Regions from separate parts of the Homo sapiens genome. Here region 2 is linked to region 1. Evidence: read pairs that join two places in POLR2A ChIA-PET (ENCODE). Cell type or tissue: OCI-LY7. All regions are shown on one strand.

What was found. ChIA-PET counts read pairs that join two places held together with the same protein. Peaks named below come from ENCODE experiments on the same cell type or tissue, not always from the same donor. Only the 100,000 strongest peaks of a DNase experiment are listed, where the experiment ranks them.
Region 2: POLR2A ChIA-PET joins it to region 1 with 26 read pairs; 2 of 35 experiments call an interaction of 5 or more read pairs at or near these places.

The regions. Positions count from the first base shown.
Region 1 is chr9:132,102,245-132,110,244 of GRCh38, forward strand. LOC105376302 (a long non-coding RNA gene) reads left to right here and starts at 976. Exons shown (of 3, transcript XR_930403.1): 1 at 976-1,063; 2 at 1,469-1,562; 3 at 1,928-2,338. In OCI-LY7, no CTCF peak of the experiment used is centred here; no DNase peak of the experiment used is centred here; H3K27ac peaks cover 583 bases.
Region 2 is chr9:132,927,565-132,935,564 of GRCh38, forward strand. It overlaps TSC1 (TSC complex subunit 1), which reads right to left. Exons shown (of 23, transcript NM_000368.5): 2 at 7,469-7,531; 3 at 1,203-1,388. The coding sequence starts at 1,308. Among named protein-coding and RNA genes, the nearest start is that of TSC1, 13 kb to the right of the region's middle. In OCI-LY7, no CTCF peak of the experiment used is centred here; no DNase peak of the experiment used is centred here.

The DNA.
Region 1 (8,000 bases):
TCCAGGTCAAAAAAAAAAAAAGAGATAGAGAGAGAGAAAATAGAGGGGCAGAAGTTATCAAAGAAAAATAATACATGACAATTTCCCAAAACTTTAGGGCAAACATTTCCAGATTTAAAGAGCCTTCAGAGTGCCAGTGTAAAATCATGTCAAAAGCTTCCAAAGACAGAATGTCATACACAAAAGATCAAGGATCAGGCACTGGACTTTTTTTTTTTTTTTTTTGAGACGGAGTCTCGCTCTGTCGCCCAGGCTGGGGTACAGTGGTACAATCTCGGCTCACTGCAACCTCCGCCTCCCAAGTTCAAGCAATTCTCCTGTCTCAGCTTCCCAAGTAGCTAGGACTACAGGCATGCGCCACCGTGCCCGGCTAATTTTTATATTTTTAATAGAGACGGGGTTTTGCCTTGTTGGCCAGGCTGGTCTTGAACTCCTGACCTCAGGTGATCTGCCCACAGGCATTGGACTTTCTAACATCATCACTGGAAATTGGAAGAAGGCACAGGCCTTCATAATCTTGCGGAAAAATATTTCCAACCTAGAACTTATTGATAATCTTATTTTATTTTTAGAAAGAGGGCCTTGCTATGTTACCAAGGCTGGAATGCAGTGACTCTTCACAGGCACGACTGTAGTGCACTAGTCAGGCTTGAACTTCTGGCCTCAAGTTATCCTTCCACCATAGCCTCTCAAGTAGCTGGGACTAAAAGTATGCACCACCATGTCCAGCTGATAATTTTTTTTCTTTTAGAGATAGGGTCTCACTATGTTGCCCAGGCTGGTCTTGAACTCCTGGACTCAAGTTATCCTCCCACCTCAGCCTCTCAAAGTGCTGGGATTACAGGTGTGAGCCACTGCACTCAGCCTCCAGCTGATAATTTTATCAATCAAGTGTAAGTGTGGACTAAGTATGTTTCAGACATGCCTGGTCTCACTGAATTTTCCTTCCATGCATCTTTTCTCAAGAAGCTACTAGAGGACGTGCTCCATCAAAATGAGAGAGTAAACCAAGAAAGTGGAAAACAGAGAATCCAGGAAACAGGGGATGCAACAGAAGAGAGAGGTAAATGTTATTACAGAGGACCCAGACCACAGGTGTGCACAGGGCCCAGCACAGCAACCAGGCTGATTGCAGCCCAGGATAGAGGGCTTAAAGCAAGACACAGAACTAATAGGTTCTGAAGTTTTAATTATATTAACAAAAGCTTTAGAGTTGTGACAGAGATAAATTAGCAACTACATTGAAAATATAAAAACCCATCAAAATTACTAACTCTGAGAAAAATGAAATTGTACCAAAAAACGCAATCACAGTGCATTGGGTAGTCAGTGGCATATAATATTTTCCCAAGTCATAGGACAGTAAACACTGAATATTGGTTTAACTAGAACCTGTGATCTTGGGGTGGTGAGATAAGATAAACGTGTGTGTGCCTGTGCCTAAGAACTAAATCCTCATTTTCTATAGCAGGTAGTCGATTATATGATGCTTAAAGCTGAAACATCAAGATAAAGCTAAAAGAGTTGAAGGTGGCTGCCTCTGGGACAAGGGATCAGCACCAGTGAGTAGGGCTATTTTTAGAATAAACCTTATAGGGCTACTTGATTTTTTAAACTATGTACATGCATTTCTTTATATATCTATATATATATATATATATACATACACACACATATATATACACACATATACACACATATGTATATATATGTGTGTATATATAGTGTGTGTATATATAGTGTGTGTATATATATGTGTATATATATATGTATATATATATATTTTTTTTTTTTTTTTTTTTTTTTAAAGGGAGGAGAGAAGGGAAGAAAATCCTCTCTGAAAAAGGAGGCATTGGCGGGTTTTGGGAGGAGGCGGCCCCTCTGGCATCTTTGGGTTTTCTCTGACTTCAGCCTCATTAAATCACAGGAGGGAGATGACCTCAGCAAAGGACATCGAACCTGTGGGAGCACCTGTGAGGCAAGAAGTCCTCTGCCCTCTACCCTCACCCTCCCCAGCCATCACAGTGCGGTGGCAGACAGGCCCTGTGAGCGGCAGGCACCTGTCAGTGCCAGAGTCCTCCCAGCAGGCCTGGTGGCCCTGGTGAAGGGGTCAGCTTGGGAGAGACGAAGCTTCTTGGGATGGAGCTGGGTGGGAGAGGTGGAGAGGAGGACTTCATGGCTACATAGTACATTACAATCATGCCTGTGAATAGTCACTGCACTCCAGCCTTGAAGGGAGATGGGGCAGGGGGTGATGGAGAAACTTCCTTGCAACATGGACCTGAGTGGATCCCACCCTCCTGACACCCAATGGGAATGTTAATATGGCTCAGCTTGCTCCGGCAGCCAGAGACACCCTCTGTCCTCTGAGGTCCTCAACTCTCTGCTTCAGTCTCCAACTCAGAGAAAATCTCAAGAGAGGGGCATGGCTCCTGGCAGGGGGGTTGGGGAACAAAAGAAAATGTCGCCTCCCATCAACAATGGGTATGTGGCTCCTGAGAGGGCTGACTCCTGGCACACCCCACCCCAAGTCATGTAGGGTCACTTTGGGTGGGGCTTCTGGGTTCCTAGAGGTAGGAGGGATTTGAGCAAGACCCCAGGCAGAACTCAGGCTCTGCAGCTCTGACACCCTGGAGCTCAGTACAGTCACAAAGAAAAGTGGTGAAGAGTTCAAAGAACATGGGTCACTCCTAGCCTGAGAACAAGAGAATGGCAGGTGACCCTAGATGGCGTCCTCTATCCTCTTTTAAAATATGGCCGGGCGCAGTGGCTCACACCTGTAATCCCAGCACTTTGGGAGGCCGAGGTGGGAGGATCACCTGAGGTCAGGAGTTGAGGACCAGCCTGGCCAATATGGTGAAACCCCATCTCTACAAAAACACAAAAACGAGCCAGGCGTGGTGGTGGGCGCCTGTAATCCCAGCTACTCAGGAGGCTGAGGCGGTAGAATCACTTGAACCCGGGAGGCGGAGGTTGCAGTGAGCTGAGATCGCACCATTGCACTTCAGCCTGGGCGACTGAGCGAGACTCCGTTTCAAAAAAAAAAAAAAAAAAAGGACGGTCACCATCAAATTGTACTGGGCTTTCAAGGGAAAAAAACATGTGAGATGTGCTATCAAAACACTGAAAGAGTAGACTTTAAGTGATGAACGTTCTCAAAGGGAGAAGGAAATTCAGTGTGGAGCTCCGTGAACAGCGGACGTCTCTAATTTGAACCCAAGAAGGAATAAGCTTATTCCCCAGATTCTCCACAGAATCAAAATCCACATCGTAGGGAACTAACTAGCATTGGTGGATGGTAACATGTTAAAGAGCAGGTGTGGGGACAGGGTGTGTCTGGGGTCAAATGTTTGGAAAATGCTGAATTAAACAAAGGAAATGGGCAAGAATGCTCAATAATGTTCATTGTAAACATCCCAAAGAAGTTTATATCTTTTGACAGTTGCACCTGTTTTTAAGAAGCAATGGATGGGATTATAGTTCCATGGAACACATTTTGGGAAACACTGGCCAAGTATCTCAAGCCCCTGAGGGCTTGGCCATCCCTAGCACCTGTGTGCAATATGCTTGGCAAGAACACACATCTGTGAGCTTCTTTGCTCCCCAAACCCCCACCTAGCTAGGAAGTTCTGAAATATTTGCAGGATGGACTCCATCTTTTTGTCATGCACAAGTCATATAGTTTATGGTTTTTGCAAAAAGGTGTGTCTTTCATTAATTTTCTTAGACATGGGGAAGAGCCTTGGAAAATAGGACCTTAGCTGACTCGATTCTTCTAGTTCTTACTTTTTTTTTTTTTTTTTTTTTTTGAGATGCAGTCTCATTCTGTCGCCCAGGCTTGAGAGTGCAGTGGTGCAATCTCGGCTCCCTACAACCTCCACCTCCCAGGTTCAAGCTATTCTCCAGCCTGAGCCTCCTGTGTAGCTGGGATTACAGGTGCCCACTACCACTCCTGGCTAATTTTTTTTTTTTTTTAGTTTTCACCATGTTGACCAGGGTGGTCTTGAACTCCCTTTCTCAGGTGAGCTGCCTGCCTCAGTTTCCCAAAGTGCTGGGGTTACAGGCATGAGCCACCAAGCCTGGCCTGGCTCTTTCTTTCTTGATTCCGTGGGTCTCTCTTCAACCCCACACATCACCCTGAGAATCACCTGTTTTCATGCCCTTGTTCCAAGAGCTGTTTGTCAAGCCTTAAATGACTTATGTATTTATTCAGGGTCCCTTTACCTTTTTAAAAGGTGGAATGCCACAGGCCCACTTGCAACAGGGGCTTCTCATGCGATATTGGTGCCCTTGAGGGTGTGGAAATGCGCAGGTGACAAAAATCCACTCTGTAGTCCATTCACCAAGTCTTAGTTGATTAACGCTACTATGATACCTGAGACTGGGTGTCTCATAAATAACAGAAATTCATTCTCTGGACGTTCTGGAGGCTGGGAGGTTCTAGGAGCCTGCAGGTTCCGTTGTCTGGTGAGGGCTGGTCTCTGTGTTTAAGATGGCACCTTATTGTTGCATCCTCCGGGCAGGGTGGGGGGCAACGCTGTGTCCTCACATGGCAAAGGCGGAAGAGCAAGGGAGCTGAAGGCTGTGTGAAGCCTCTTTAGTAAGAGCCTTAATCCCATTCACAAGGGAGGACCCCTCATGGCCTAATCACCTCTTAAAGGCCCCATCTCTCTTAATTCTATCACACTAGCAACACCTGAATTTTGGAGCGGACACATTCGAACCACAGCACCAATTCCAACAACATGGTTTGGGGCTGCATCTACCTGGTTGGGGGGCGGGGGGGCGAGGAGCACCTTTTGCTCACTGGCACAAAGGTGCTGCTGAGTGGGCCAGTGGCAGCTCTGACTTCCTGTAAGGTTATAGGGTTTACAGATTTCACCAGATTAGCATAACCTGGGAGTAGCCTCGTGTCAATGATTTCTGAGTTAATTAATGGTGTCTTTGAACTCCAGAATTGAGCTGAGCGGTTTTAGACCCACACGAAGCCAGCAGCTCTGCACTGGCACCTCTGAGAAGGGAAGGGAAAAAGGACGTTTGACCAATTATATTAAAATTGCGGGCTGGGCATGGTGGCTCATGCCTGTAATCCCAGCACTTTGGGAGGCTGAAGTGGGAGGATTGCTTGCATCCAGGAGCTCAAGACGAGCCTGGGCAACATAGTGAGACCCTGTCTGTAAAAAAAAATTAAAAATTAGCCAGGTGTGGTGGTGTGCACCTGTAGTCCTAGCTACTTGGGAGCCTGAAGTGGGAGGACCACTTGAGTCCAGGAGGTTGAGGCTGCAGTGAGCTGTGATCACACCATTGCACTCAGCTTGGGCAACAAAGTGAGACCTTGTCTCAGGAGAAAAATAAAAAAAGAACTGCTGCTACTTCCTTCCTAAAAACAGGCCCCCTCTTCCTTCCACTGTGGAACTGAGCATTCAGCCTCAGCCACCAATTTTGTAAATACAAATTTCCCCTTCCCCTCGCACACTGACCCTCAAATCTCTAAGCAGCCTGAATAGCACACGAGGGTACTATAGGGCACATCAGCATGCCCTGAAGGCAACCTGGACGTTTAATTTTTTAAATTTTTTAAATTTTGTTTTTTGAGACAGAGTTTCCGTCTTGTTGCCCAGGCTGGAGTGCAGCTGTGTGGTCTCAGCTCACTGCAACCTCTGCCTTCCGAGTTCAAGCGATTCTCCTACCTCAACCTCCTGAGCAGCTGGGATTACAGGTGTGCACCACCACGCCTGGCTAATTTTCGTATTTTTAGTAGAGACAGGGTTTCACCATGTTGGCCAGGCTGGTCTCGAACTCCTGACCTCAGGTGATCCGCCTGCCTCAGCCTCCCAAAGTGCTGGGATTACAGGCATGAGCCACCATGCCCAGCCCAACCCGGCCTTTTAAATTTTTACCACTTCAGTGTTTTCTCACTCTGGGTGGGAGGGAATCTTCTGTATTATAGCATTTCAGAAACACTCTTGAAGACAGGATGGAGACATGTAATGAATCTTTTTGATTTCCAAGGTATGTCCTGTGTTTGTGAGTGAGATTGTTTGGGGGTATGAGTTCCCTGGCTCAGTGCTTCTCAAATTTGAATGTGTAAATGAATCACCTCAATACTTATTAAACATGCAAATCATGATTCAGCAGGTGTCTTTCTAACAAGCGGCCAAGTAATGTTGATGTGGCCAGTCCACCGGAGGTGCAAAGCATGGCGATGGTGCTGCCCGTGCTTTGGGATCAGAGACCCCCGTGTTACAATCCTGCTTCTGTCTTTTACTCACTGCTTGACCTTGAGTAAGTTATTGACCTTTACGGAGCCTTAGCTTTTTCCTCTGGAAGAGACAGAGAAATGGATATCCACTTCCAAACACTCTTGTTAGAATCACATGAGATCATCTACCTCTTAACATTCTTGTTAGAATTACGTAAGCAGCATGGCTTCTGGCATGTTGGAGGCTCTCATTCAATGGTGGGAATTCCATATTTTTTCCTCTGCCTTTTAAAAAACAAATATCAGAAAAAGAGAGAAAACTTCGTTAAACAAAACCTCAGTTGTAACGTTTACCTGGTCTTTGCCACCGAGTTTAGACCACAGGGGCTCCCAATGTTTTTGTCTCGTCCCAGTCCACCTGAGGGCCAGGACTGTGCCTGCACGTGGTTAACGCTCACTAACTGGTTGCTGAATGAATGACTAATGCACTTCCGCCAATAATAGTAGCTGTAGCTGGCAGTGGGGCCCACTTCTCCCTAAGGCAGCAAAATTAGAATGTGTGGGAGGTGGGGATAGAAAGTAGATGAGAAAAGCTCTCTCCAAGACTCTAATACTCCCCCAAGGGGGCATCCCTTCTTCCCATTTAGGAATCAATAGTCCAAAGGAACTTCCAGAAAACTTAATTTTACCTCTTCTAAAATCATACGTTGTTTGGTTCTCTTGTTTCCTGTGAGCCCCTACAGAGGAACAAAAAAACAAAACTGCAAGGGCGGCCAGGGAACCATTGTCAGCTGTGCTGGAGAGGAGGGTGGCTCTCTTCAGGTGCTCAGCCTTGGAGGCCCCGTGCTGCCTCGTCCCTTCCCTGGGGCTTAGCTTAGCTCTCTTTGTTGAGTTGGCAGGTCTTTGGCTAAGGATTTGCACATCGTCAGTGTTACAACCTGCTGCCACTGTTGTATCTCGTGGCCGCTCTGCCCTCTGTGCAGCCCAAGAAGTCTTGGCATCCCTCTGCCCAGGCATGAAGCTTCCAAGTCTTCGCCCCACTCTCCAAGCCAAATTGAGCTGTCTCTGCCTTGCCTTTCATTTTCTTTCTCTGTGGGTATAATTGTGTTGACAGCCACAAGAAACCAAATGTTTCCCTACATCATTTAGAGATGTGTGGCCTATGAAATTCCTTTCCATTTTGTTGTTTTCACCATGACTGCAATGAGCACAGTTGTCAGGAGAAAAACCTCAAAACATTTTGGGGAAATAGAGAAAACTTAGCATCCTAGCAATGTGTTGCCATTAGACTAATGAATCAATCAGGCAGCCAGATCACAGTGACTGCCTGAACAGAATGCACCTAGCTCCATGCAGATGTAACCTGTGATGTCACAGCCATGGCCTGTCCAGTGCATCCCAGGGCTGAGTGAAACACAGACCCAGTTGGGAGCTGAGAGGAAGGATGGGGTGAATAGCCAAGGGGGTGTCACAGGGCAGATGATGAGTAGGTAAATTACTGAAAGGTGCAGTTAAGATCTGAGACTAGGAGTTAGAAAGACAGCGAAGGTGGCAAGAGACACAAACATGGGATCTCCCTAAATCCATCACACGGATTTATTTTTTGTCTTAAAGGGATATTTTCCCCTGATTATAAGAGTTCTATTGACCTATTAAAGACAACGTAGAAAATATAAAAGTAGTTGGATGCAGTGCCTCATGCCCTTAATCCCAGCCCCTTGGGAGGCTGAGGTGGGTGGATAGGTTGAGCCCAGGAGTTGGAGACCAGCCTGGGCAACATGGCAAAAGCCCATCTCTA
Region 2 (8,000 bases), 830 kb after region 1:
CAGGCTGGAGTGCAGTGGCACAATCTCAGCTCACTGCAACCTCTGCCTCCTGGGTTCAAGCAATTCTCGTGCCTCAGCCTCCCAAGTAGCTAGCTGGGATTACAGGCACCTGCCACCACGCCTGGCTAATTTTTGTATTTTTACTAGAGATGGGGTTTCACCACATTGGCCAACATGGTCTCAATCTCCTGACCTTGTGATCCGCCCGCCTCGGCCTCCCCAAGTGCTGGGATTACAGGCGTGAGCCGCCACACCTGGCCCTTTATTGCTTTTTTAATTACAAAAAATAATCCATATCTACTGTTAAACATTCAGGCTATGTAAAAGTACATAAAATAAAAATGAAAGTGCTCCTCACCACCTGCCTCCCAACCCACTCTTCACAGATAAACACCCTTAAGTTTAGAGTGTGTCTCTTCAAACCCTTTTCTACTTGTATAACCACACGCACACAGCCCTCATGTCCACAGACACAGACACAGTTTGTGCATGTGTGTGTTTTTTCCACTGAACAGTATGTTGTAACCACCTTCCCACGTCAGCATCTATGGCCTATTTCATTTCTTTCCGTCCTCCTAGTGTTCCACTGCATGGCTCTACATAACTAATTTAACCATTCACCTACTGAAGGATACTTGGGTTTTTCCAATTCTTCACTGTATTTCACTCAAAGCTGTAATAAGATACAGATTCTTATAAATGGCCCAAATGGTATGTGTTTTAAAATTGATGACTGATGCTCCAAAAGGCTGAACATCAATTCATATTCCTGCTAACAGTGCCCATTTCTATATTCAATATTTAATTTTGCCAACCTGGTAAGCAAAAAAGGGTACTATTTAAATTTGTATTTCTCATATTAAAAAGAGGTTAAGCACTTTTCATATTAAAAACCACATATATGATTTACAGTTAAAGCAACATCTGGAATTTGCTTTAAAATATTTGGAGGGTGGGAGAGTCAGGGAGGAAAGAATTTGAAACTGGATTCATGGGGTTCACTGCATGATTCTTACTTCATGTGTGTGCATACTTGAGTATTTCCATAATTGAAAGTTTAAAACACATATAGATACTCTCTTTGGGTGTTTAAAAAACTTTTCAGAAGATGAAAACTAAAATGTATCAGCAGGATTCTAGTGGCTCTAAAGTCAATCTCTTCTTTCTAGAAGATAAGCTAAAAAGGATATTATTTTGCTAACCAGAATTGAGGTTCTCTTTAAAGACAGCTGTCACGTCGTCCCGCACACCCAGCATGGGGGAGTCCAGCATGGCAAGAAGCTCCCCGACATTTGCTTGTTGGGCCATTCTCTCGCTCGAAGGCGCTGTGCTGGCTCCAGGACGTGTGCTACAGGTTCTGAAGGTTCTTCATTGGGGCCACTACCAAACTGAGAAAAAGGAAGATGAACAGTCACTAAATGGCCCCATTTTTCTCCATAAAAAAAGAAAATACCTGCAAGACAAACTAATGCACGTGTTCAATGCAATGGAAAGTTTGGCCAGAATTCTCTGATTCAAACAGTGAGTACATTTAGCTGATAAAAGAAGATAAAGTGTATGAATAATTCTTTGGCGAGTTTATGAAGAGGGTTTCTACAAAATATAACAATCAGAAAGAAACCTTAAAAACTGATACCAGTCACAGCAACTTAATGATAGGATCAAATCTAAGTTTTATTCCTACTTCTGATTCTACCTTGGGTTTTGGCTAAGACCACATTTATATTTCAAATTATTGATCTAAAAAGCAGACAGTCTTTTTTCAGCAAAAGAACTAAATACATACTATTTCCTTCTTGACAGTCTCATCAATGGCTAAGAGTTAGTATAGCTGGTTAGGTCACAAGTCTGTTAAGTCCAACATCTAGCATAAACTGGGGATCATTTCTCTGTTTTAGCATATACCTCTCATCTGAGACATCTAATTGCACACCCAAATACCACTGGCTACAGGGAGGTATCCATAGATGGGATCATCAGGGCAAATCTTCAAAAACTCACCCTTCAAAACCCAAGCTCTCTATGGTAGTAGAGCAGCTGCTTTATCTTGATATACAAAAAGCAGCTCATTCCCAAGTGTAACTATACACATTTACGATTTCTCCCCCACTTTGATCTCTGAGGCTATATTTGTTAAAACAAGTAACAACAGTTATCATTCATAAGCACTGTACACCTTTCACAAACATCATTGTATATACTCCTAATATGACCACCATGTAATTGGCACTTTTGTCCCCATTGTACAGGGAGCAGAATGGAGATCAAGCCATTTGTTCTGGGTCACAAAGCTAGCAAGAGGCAAAACCAGAGGAGAAAAACTGATATTGGAAGCTAGGTATGCCCGACTCCAAAGCCCCAAGCCCTTAAGTGTCACACTAAGCTAACCTGTGGTTTTGATCATCACAGCAAGTCTGTGATGTGATGTGATGTGGTGTGAGCAGGTATCATCCTTATTTTACACATGGGGATATGCATGCCCAAAAAGGATAACACTTCCTTTTCTTTCAGTAAGTGTAAGTAGCAGTTCTTAAGCTTCAATGTGCATCGAAACCACCTGGGATACTTGCTAGAAATGCAATACCTGGGCCCCTTCCAAAACTGTATTTTGGGCTCAGGAATCTATATTTTAATAAGCACTCCAGGTAATTCTTAAAGTGAGACACAAATTATTTTTGAGAAACACTATGATAAAGAAAAATCCAACTAAAGAGTTAAGCTGAGGCCGGATGTAGTGGCTGAGGCCAGGCATGGTGGCTCACGCTTGTAATCCCAGCATAATGGGAGGCCGAGGCAGGCAGATCACCTAAGGTCAAGAGTTCGAGACCAACCTGGCCAACATGGTGAAGCCCCGTCTCTACTAAAAATACAAAAATTAGCTGGTGTGGTGGCGTGTGCCTGTAGTCCCACCTACTCAGGAGGCTGAGGCAGGAGAATCACTTGAGCCTGGGAGACGGAGGTTGCAGTGAGTCAAGGTCATGCCACTGCACTCTAGCCTGGGCAACAAAGCAAGACTCTGCCTCAAAAAAAAAAAAAAAAAAAAAAAAAGAGAGAGATAAGCTCCTTCTGCAAGAATGCCAAATTTAAATTAGCCATGACCCCAAAAACTGCCAGGTATTAACTTGCTATCATCTATATTCTTATTTAATTACAATCTTGTGACATTCACTGATTTTGGCTCTTAGTAAGTTAGAAGTTCATTTATCAGAAAAATCAATTAAAATGTCTAAATGCCTTTTTGATACCATGATATAGGAAGTTGCTGACTCATATCTATAAATAAAAATCTTACAAGTAAATCACATAGGAAGTTAATTTCAAAGGGCTCCAAAATGTGAGACCACCGTTGGTAAGATTCTACCGTAAAAGTTCAAAACCAAAAAGCGATTAGTATGGTATCAGGTACATATAAACACTCGCTGCATAGTACCTGTATATTATCATAAAAAATACCAGTAAAAATCTTTGGGCCACCACTTTCAAGATGACTTTTTAATGGCACACTTGTCTAGCTAACCCCCACATTGATTTCTGCTTCAGGTAAATCACAAATGATTCTCAATTAGTGACAAAGAATGTTGTTCATAAATTTAAAAGTATCTTGTCCCTAAGTTTGGTTTTGTTTCAATAAAATTGTTACTTACCTACTATTTGTCTAGGGAGACTCTGAGTTTGCCTTCTGTGTAGTCAGAAGACGATAATGTCATATCTGGTCCTCCAAATGCAGGCAGCCCCAGAGCCCGGAGTGACATGAGCTCAATTTTAAACAAAGATGGCGCCCATCCAGTCAACTTGGCGATAGTGTGGGCTAATCAGCTTGGGCCACCTAGCTTGTTTTTCCATTTGCAAAGTAAGGTTTTATTCTAAAACACATTAGAAACACGTTTTGGCAACAAGTTTTTCTCTCTGGTTCCAAAATCCTACTGTCGGCCGCGTTGGTGGTATAGTGGTGAGCATAGCTGCCTTCCAAAATTCTACTGTTTACCATAGTTTTTAATCTCCAGGAAAAATATAAACATTGGGTTTTATGTGAGATTCTTCGCATAAGTGGCTCAAGTTCAAGCATTTTTGACATTCTAAAAAGCCCTCCTAAGAGTTAAATCATAGCTTTTGGAATCAGTCCCACAACTAGAATATCTCCTTTTTAAGCACATTCAAACATTTGAGGGTCTACAGTAAGTGCAAGGTGTTAAGCAGGTAAAACAGATTTAGCCAGTGCAATGAAGAATTAAATGTTTTATAGCAGAAAAAAAGACATGGTTCAATATGTGTACAAAAAAGGGGAAGAAACCAGCCCTACATGGACTCAGTCAGGGGTGGTGGTAGTGGTGGATGAAATATACACATGTTAAACACACTTTACAGCCTATAGAAGACTGGCTGAGAAAAGTCAATTAAAGATTAGCACCACAGACACAAGGAAGCATCAGTGTGTTAGCCACAAAAGTCTCTAGCCATAAGTCTCTTTTCCATTTTGGAAGTAACTCACCATAGAAAATAGCCATACAGGAGAAGTTAAAAGACAGCAACTGGGTGAATGGATTTCTGTATCGTACATGCTAAAGCAATATTCCATTTAGTTTAATATTATCTTTAGTGGCCACATACAGTGCACAGTACAGTGCTGTAGATGATGCTAGTCATATTCAGAGGGCATGACCTTCAAGGCCAATCTCCACTCCAAAATCCATCACTCTGCCATCTTCTGGATCTCAGTAAAAGGCACTACCATCAGTCTAAAGCAAACACCCAGGTGACTCCTTGACTCTTTCACCACCCCCACCACCACATCTAATCCATCAGCAAACCCTTTGCTATCACCTCAGTCGAAGCCCGCATCATCTCTCAGAGACAAGGGAGCAGCAGCCCCCCTCACTACTCTCCTTGCTTGTATTCATGCTACCCTACAAAATTCATTTGCCTCCAAATAACCACAAGAGACATTGAGATATAAACATCAGAATCTCACTCCTCTGTTTAAAATCATCCAATGGCTTCCCATGGAATTAATAAGAGCCAATAACATTATGGAACTTATGAAACTCATGAGTAGCCTACAAGGCCTCATAAGATCCAGCCAGTTATTAACCTCCCAACCCCCCTCTGCCTCTTCATTCCTCTGCTCTAGTCCCAGTCTTCCCAAACACAGGAATACTGGTTCTTTCTTGCTCAAGGCCTTTGCACTTGCTGTTCCCTCTATGCATGAAACACTCTTCTCCCACATCCTTGCACAGCTGACGGTCTCGCAGATATCTGATGGGCCTCCCCTGACCACCCAATCTAAAGCAGCAGGGAGGTTCTCAGTCATCACTTTTCAATAAAAGATACTTTGTAATTCATGAGAAACCTTGAACTAAGTTTAAACTATACAACTAGTAGCCAGATTTGATCCAATGATACTTATGATCTCAAAAAACATGGAAAGCAGGGATCTGCCAAAGTTCAGTTTCAGTCTCTATACTCAGCCAAAATCTGGTGGCTGTCTGGCTTTGGCTTTGGTGTTTTGTTTGTTTTTAATTGAGACAGAGTCTCGCTCCATCACTCAGGCTGCAGTGCAATGGCACAATCTTGGCCCACTGCAACCTCCATCTCCTGGGTTCAAGTGATTCTCCTGCCTCAGCCTCCCGAGTAGCTGAGATTATAGGCGCACACCACCATGCCTGGCTAATTTTTGTATTTTTCGTAGAGATGGGGTTTTACCATGTTGGCCAGGCTGGTCTCGAACTCCTGACCTCATGTGATCCTCCCACCTTGGCCTCCCAAAGTGCTGGGATTACGGGTGTGAGCCACCACACCTGGCCAAAAATGTCTTAAAAATGAGGACAAAAGTATAAACAAGAGTACCCCATGAAAAAAGAAAAATGCTATTAAAAGCTGGGGTTTTTTTTGTTTCAAAATAAGAATAATTGCTAAAGGCGGCCAACAATTTTTAGTAATTGAAGAGTAAGGATCTTTGAGGCTTGCCAAGCTATGAATCCCAGGTACAAGGTTCCTTCCAGAAAACCATCTACCAGAAACTTTCCTGAATTCTGCTTTGTCCAAAAATGTTACCAATGACGCTGTGTGCCAGTTGAGATGATACTACACATGTGACATAGTGACCACAGGAGTAACCTAGCAGCCGGTAGTGCCCACAAAGTATTTTTCCTATATTAAAATTCCAAACTTCTAAAATCTGACTACTAAAATGCAATACAATTACTATCGTGAAAAATGTTTAATAAAATTTGAGATTTACTTTTGTATCCCAGAATTTACATTTTATGATGGTGATATTTAGCTTGGGGACCTCAATGATCTGAACACTTAACCATTTGACTTTGGGTTCAAATTCATATACAGTGGACTTCTAAAAAAGGAACAGTATGAAGTATACACAAAAACACTGAAAATGAAAAATCAAACTCAGAAAACTTTCCCTACTTGAGAACAATACTTAACTTTCGACAGTCTACAATTTGTATCAAGACCCTACTTATGAACCAATGTAGAGCTGTAAGACAAAAATCCCTACCTTATTTTACAATTCCTACGACAGAGGTGAGGCAGACAGTGACAGAATACACTAAACAGCAACCACTGAGCCTCGGCATGAGTCACAGAGCTGTCCATGTACAAAGACAGCAGACCAAGCACCTCCCGTCTTCCCTACACCCTTCCTATACACAGCTCTGTTGCGCTTGGCACTATTACTGCTAAACCAAAATTACAGTTCAGTGATCAGTTAAGTCACTAAGAGGAAATTCCATCCGTGGAAATGCCGGCGCCTCAACATTTATGAAGGATATATTCTGAGACAGGATCATCCAATTCCTAAAAACTACTATAGCATATAATTTATCCCCCAAAATTAATTTAAAGCAACAGATATAGCCATGTTAAGATGCAAATGCTCACTCACCAGCTCAAGGGTTCTCAGCCCAGGATGTACATCAGAATCACCTGGAGAGCTTACAGAAACTCTGGAGCAGGTTAACTAAGGGATGGAATCCGGACATCACATTTGGTTTGTTTTTATAAACCCATGCAGATTTCTCAGGTGCAGCCAGGGTTAAGAACGTCTGCACTAGTTAAATGACTTGTGCCAGCACACAGGCTTTAATTGAATGAAGTGGTCACAACCAAACTTTGCTGCTAAACAGAGCTGAATTGAGTCCACTAAGTACCAGCTATGCATCTTTAGGAAAATTGACATGTTTGAACCCGAATCCTCACCTGTAAAATGGGGAAACACCAAAAGCGTGGCTGTGAAGAAGAAAGTAACGCATATAATGCGCTTTGCACAGTGTCAGGCACTGAATACAAGCAACTAATAATCATCAGTAATGTGACTAATCCCTTCATGCCATAGATGGTCCAGTTCCTGGCAAGTAGCTAAAACTGTAAATGTTAAATCCCTGAATGCACGACCATGGGCAAGATAATTCCCTCCCATCTTCCTCTAACCACTGGCCTGGTTATAGCTTACCTGTTCTAGCGACAACTGGTACTTCAGTTTCCAGTGCTGTCAACCTGGTGTCTTTCATGGTCACTGAAGGAAGAAAACATATGTACAATGAAGCAAAATCCCAGATGTAATCAAAAGCGGGTTAGGGGTTCATCTGGCACAAGCTTCTTCCTCCTCTATCCCTGACAGGTGGCCACCACGTTTCCACTGGAATGAACACTCATAATCATTGGAAGCACGTGCCTCTCCCCGTCTACATTTCTGAACAGCTGGTTGCTGGAAAATTCTTTATATTGTGCTGAACTTGTAATCTCTGTCTTTTGTTAATGTCTGTTAGAGGTATAAATGAATGGGCAGGATAGGCCCTAGAATTAGAGAGTTCCGGGTTAAAATCCAAGCTCTGCAACTTATTAGCTGTGTAACATTTAGCTATTTATCTTAAGTCTCCAATGTCTAACCGTAAGTTACCTCGTCTGTAAAGTTAGAATAATGATGGCATCAAGCTCACAAGGCTTGTGGGGATTACATGAGATGATGCATTCCATTGCCCTCG